Regions from separate parts of the Homo sapiens genome. Here region 1 is linked to region 2. Evidence: chromatin contacts called from ENCODE Hi-C or POLR2A ChIA-PET data. All regions are on one chromosome and are shown on one strand. Each heading gives the region's core, a stretch centred on a gene start or an enhancer-like site at or near the end of the contact. The rest is flanking DNA. Distances are from core to core; before and after follow the strand shown. Region 1 has its middle 87 kb from the start of LINC01449. Region 2 has its middle 120 kb from the start of INHBA-AS1.

Region 1 (2,700 bases), core at 49-2,548, 380 kb after region 2:
TATTTTTCCCTTTCCTTCAATGTCATCGTTTTCCATGTAATTGGTTGGTTATTACAAGGAAGTGACAGGAGTGAGAAAGGATACTTTAAGATCCCTTGGTTGTTTGTGTTTCTTAGAATGCTGTTGCCTTCTTTCTTGTTTGAACAGGAAGCATGACCACTTAGTCATAAACATGACACATTTCCCTTGTACTCGCCATGAGCCTCACTGAACTCCCACACATTGTGGGTCCACTGGAATTCTGTGTTCATGGGGCAACCAAATGCTCTAGGCAAATGGGGTGATATGGAACTTGCCTGCATGCTCCATTGTCCCCTTGGACTTTGCTTCCAAGACAGCTCAAGGTTGACAACAGGGCAGGGTGAGAAGGGCATGCAAAAGATGGTGGTGTGGGGTGGGCAGGGAAAGAAGGCCCAAGACTAAGCCAGTTGTTTGAAATTCTCTATATTCTTTCTTCATTTTGTCCATTTTTTTCTGTTTTTTTCATTTTTCAATGGAGATGGAAAGCACCCAGTTCTGCTTTCCCCCAGAATCACCCTGTTTGTAAGCAGCCTGGAATGGTCACTAGAAGCTGCTACCTTTTGCCTGTTTTCTAGCTAAGATCAGTAAGGAGAGGTGGTCTCAAGGCTGATAGAGATGGCCACTGAGGGAGCTGGCTGCTACCTGTGGTCTTATACACAAGACTTTTGCCCTCCATAGAACCACACATCTTCACTTAATGTTTTAAACTTTTTTTTTCAGGTCACATGAATTTAGGCATTAAATAAATTATTAGACTAGCAAACATCAGAACCTTTTTTTTTCTAAGAACGACAATAGAAAAGGCTCTTGTAGTTAACACTCTTAAATACAGAGGTATTTTAAATTAAAGATTTTTTTTAAAAAAGAACAGCCTTGTCTTATAAATAATAATGATTGATAATTATTCCTCAACGAAACTAAAGAAATGGTGTGTCTTCTATGCATAAAAAAACTAGTCTACTTGCACAAATATCATTAGACAAGAAATAATTTTATTATTTAAACATTATATTAAGAAAATCTTTTTAAAAAATTTTCACTATACGTTACATCACATAAAAATGTAAGGTAGCATGTGTGAACTGTTTAAAGAGCTTGTTAAAGATTCTTATAATAAGAAAGGCTGGGAAAAGTAGAGTCATATCTTATCAAAACAATCTAAGAATCTTAAGAATGCTGCTTTTCTAGTAATACATAAATATACACGAACATGAGCAAGAATCCAAGTAAAGAAACAGTTCTTATTCATAGGATTGACAGTTTTATTATTACACCAGCCTGAAATAACATATAATGGTGTGTGAGTGTGCACTGGAGTTTCTAAAAGCAGCTTTTCAGATAGGCTTAATGTGAGAAGGGTTCAACTTTCTTCTTTGAATTCTGGAGGATGGGGTCTCCTGGGGATAAAGGGGAAAAGGGGAGATAAACTTTTAATGCAATCTCTATTCTTGCCACGATTTATTTTATTTATTTGTTCAGCAATATTTATTGTGCAGTCACCACATGCCAGGCTCTGTAGATACAATGGGGACCTTGACAAATACACTCTTTGCCTTTCGGAAGCTCAGAGCACAGTCAAGAAACAGAGTATTAGCAGAGAACATTACTGGGAAACAAGGGATTTTGCAACTCTTGGTAGGGGAACCTAACACGACCACAGTGGGGAGCAGAAAAGAGCTTTAAAACTAAGAGCCCAGGGGTGTGTAAGGCATAGCCAGGTCAAGAATGGAGGAATGAAGAATGCTGAATCAGAGGGAATCCTGAGAAATTCCTTCTGGAACCTGGCTTCCTTAACTCTTATTAACCACGTGCTAAGACTCCTTTTATATGGTTGTGGGATGATTGGCTGCAATAGCACAAATTTATGGAACTAAAAAAACAAGTGTTTGGTGTAATACTGTAAGTGTTGGTTTGAATTTTGGATGCGTATGATTAATGAATGAGGCTGAATGAGACATGTAAGCCAGCTGGGCACACCTTGGTGGGGACCAATAGGAATGACAGCTACGCCTGATGGGGGCAGGAAGGGAAGCGCAGAGTTTCTTCTTTCGGCCACGCCTTCTGACTCCAGTGAATGCCTCCTTAAGGGGTGAGGAAGCTGTCAAGAAAATAAGCATATTGGCTGGCTCGGTGGCTCAAGCCTGTAATCCCAGCACTTTGGGAGGCCGAGGTGGGCGGATCACGAGGTCAGGAGATCGAGACCACCCTGGCTAACACAGCGAAACCCCGTCTCTACTAAAAATACAAAAAAATAGCCGGGCGTGGTGGCGGGCGCCTGTAGTCCCAGCTACTCAGGAGGCTGAGGCAGGAGAATGGCGTCAACCCGGGAGGCGGAGCTTGCAGTGAACTGAGATCAGACCACTGCACTCCAGCCTGGGCGACAGAGCGAGACTCTGTCTCATTAAAAAAAAAAAAAGAAAGAAAGAAAAAGAAAGTATTCATATTTATTTGGGTTAAGCCTAAACGTGTGTTTCTTGGTATTTCTTGGCGTTACAGCTAAAATAACCTAAAACACATCTGTATTGAGGTCTGTGACCCAAGTGCCAATCTGTAGCTGTCACAATAGTGTGTTCCAGGTAGGGGTAATAGCATGTGGAAAGGCCCAGAGGCGAAGGGGAGCCAACATCTTCAAGTGACAGGAAATACTTAAATAAGGGTGGGGCCCAGTGTAAGGGAGGA
Region 2 (2,787 bases), core at 250-2,749:
TGGAAGTATGTTTGTGCTGACTTTGAGTTTCTCTAGAAATCAAAGCTTTATAAATGGAACTAAATTCCTCCCCAAGACTCATGCTCATAAGATGTTTAGAGGAACATATTTAAAGTCAATAGGAAACATTCTCTGACTCAGAGTAGGATTGGGGGTGCTTTGGTTTCAAGGAGCTGACTGTCTTTCTAGTTAGCAGGAAAGTTCTAAGATATGCCTATAAGAAAAATCCCAAGTCTCTCATGGCATTTTGCTGGCCAGAGATGGGTGTAATCTGAGGAAGTCCTGAGGAATCAAAATAGAATAGTGATGGCAGCCCCAACTAACCAATTCATTTTTTCTTGCAATGGCGACTAGATCAAGAGCTTTCTTGAAAACCTGGTCTAGATGGGACCATGAGGAAGAAGAATCCCTCCAAAGACAATAAATAATTGCCATCCTCAAAGGCTTTGGGGCTCCAGCAGCAAATTTTGGCTTATGCACAATCATATTCGTAACAGCAACAGCAAAATCCTTGCTCATAAAATTACCTTGGCTGCTACACTGTGTAAAATGTGAAAAGGAAACAAGTCATTTTCCTGATACATGAGCTCACTGCTTATCTGAAATCAGTTACACACTGCAAAAAACCCTCTTTAACCTCCTGCCTAGGTCTCCCATTAGTACACAATGTAATTTCACAGCTAGTGCTTGGGGAACTTTCTGGAAGCATTTTAGGCTGAAATAGTGAGGTGGGGGTGGCATGGGTCTGGTTAATTTCAGAATATTGAAGTGTTGGAATTACAATGTGATGACAGGATTCATCAGAAGGATTTATTTCTTTGGGCCTGTGGCCTAATGAATTGGAAAATATTTTCCTATGTCTTCTCCTTCAGCTCTAAATTAAAGTGACACATTTTATTAAAAAATGTCATTTTTACATATTAATGTATGAATTATGGTATGGCACATATGACAATAATGTCATCTGGGTGAAACATTCTAGTGATCTCTTGCGTTGATTTTCAGCTCACTTAGAAGTGAGAACATAGAATGAAAAAGTATCTATGGAAAGCTTTATTATGTGTGTATGTTATCCAAATACACTGTGTAAATGTGTAGGGATTTTATGTGACGGCTCATATATACATCTGCCTAGGCTGTGTGCTTGGGGATATAATTGCATGAACTCACATTGCTCTATAGGGCAAAGAAAGAAGAGGAGTAAAATGAAATCTGGTCCATTTTCATTTCAGGGTCATAGCAATAAAATCATCCAAAATGGCACAGTTAATGGAAATTGCTGGGCAACTTACTGAGGATATCTGAATTACCTCCGATTTTGTGCAGGTCTAACCAAAGGATGGTGCTGAAAATAACTTCTAGTTTCCATTCTCAGATCCACTTGGGAATTCTGCTACAGGTCACTCTCGGCATGCCATGTCAGAATGACATTGCTACAGTGCTAAGTGCCTACACACACTTGCAATGAAAATATCTTGTCAAAAGCATGAGTCACTCTCCTTGGATAAACAAAGTTGGAAATACTGAGGCAAATATGAACTGGAAGTTACCTGATGGTGATAAACAGATCCTCCTAGGATGAAAAATGCAGAGATTGAAAGGTAGAAAGTAAGACATTAGAAGAGGCACCCCTTCATGGAGACAAATACTGAATTATATCTATGTCTACATGTACAACTCTATTTGAGCTAACTCTGTATCTATGTCTATATCTATGTATCTATGTATCTATGTCCATTTTGCTAGATTTTACTGTTTCTGACATTAACAATTTGGAAATTTGACAGACATTAAGAATATGACTTATAAAAAGAAGATAATTCAATTATCTTTAATGAAACTATTAAGATTAGATTTTGTTAGTATCAATTTTTTTAATAACTTACCAAGTATCAGTAATCCCCTAAACAATGGTACTTAAACAGTGGTTTAGGTCATTTAACTTTAATATGTTTCAATAGTCTAATTAATGCTTGTATACCTAGTGGCCCAGATTTTTGAATTAACTTAAATTTCATTTTAGGCAAGGTGCAGTGGCTCACACCTGTAATCCCAGCACTTTGGGAGGCCAAGGTGGGCTGATCACCTGAGGTCAGGAGTTCAAGACCAGCCTGGCCAATGTGGTGAAACCCCATCCTTACTAAAAATACAAAAATTAGCCAGGTGGGGTTGTGGGCACCTGTAATCCCAGCTACTTGGGAGGCTGAGGGAAGAGAATCGCTTGAACCCAGGGGGCGGAGGTTGCAGTGAGCCGATATGGAGCCACTGCACTCCAGCCTGGGTGACAGAATGAGACTCTGTCTTAAAAAAATAATAATAATTTTAGTTTTACCTTCTTCAAGCATCATAAATGCTTTTGTGAATGACCTCATTCACTAGATCGGCTTCAACTGCTATATTTTTGCCCATTTGGGCTGCTATAACCAAACACCGTAAACTAGGTAGCTATAAACAAACAAAAAATTGTTTCTCACAGTTTTGGAAGCCAGGAAGTTTAAGATCAAGGTGCTAGTAGATCTAGTGTCTGGTGAGGGCCTGTTTTCTGGTTCACAGACTGCATTTTCTAGTTGTTTCTTCCCATGGCACAAAGGGGCAAATGAGCTCCCAGCAGGTCTCTTTTCTAAGGGCACTAATCCAATTCATGTGGGTGGAGAAAGAATGGAATGAGTGCCCTTAAAAAGAGGCCCATTAGTGAATGGAACCAATCTCACTCACCTCCCAAAGGTCCTGCCTCCTAATATCATTGACGGAGGTTATGATTTCGACATACGAAGTTTTAGGGAACAC

What was found. Hi-C counts contacts between places; a loop is a spot of excess contacts on that map. ChIA-PET counts read pairs that join two places held with the same protein, here RNA polymerase II (POLR2A). Pooled maps may share reads with other maps.
Region 1: a loop to region 2 is called in a map of endothelial cell of umbilical vein, with 10 times the contacts of the local background. The contact joins two enhancer-like sites. A Hi-C loop is called at or near these places in 2 of 168 maps with a recorded cell type or tissue (PC-9 and endothelial cell of umbilical vein) and 3 of 50 pooled maps. POLR2A ChIA-PET finds 5 or more read pairs at or near these places in 2 of 52 experiments (PC-9 and endothelial cell of umbilical vein).

The regions. Positions count from the first base shown.
Region 1 is chr7:41,187,534-41,190,233 of GRCh38, reverse strand. No RefSeq gene overlaps it. Among named protein-coding and RNA genes, the nearest start is that of LINC01449, 87 kb to the right of the region's middle. Within about 2 kb of position 1,298, at least 6 of the 41 ENCODE cell types and tissues checked have a DNase peak (open chromatin) inside an H3K27ac peak, as active enhancers do; they include PC-9 and endothelial cell of umbilical vein, where a contact is called at or near this core.
Region 2 is chr7:41,571,888-41,574,674 of GRCh38, reverse strand. No RefSeq gene overlaps it. Among named protein-coding and RNA genes, the nearest start is that of INHBA-AS1, 120 kb to the left of the region's middle. Within about 2 kb of position 1,499, at least 4 of the 41 ENCODE cell types and tissues checked have a DNase peak (open chromatin) inside an H3K27ac peak, as active enhancers do; they include PC-9 and endothelial cell of umbilical vein, where a contact is called at or near this core.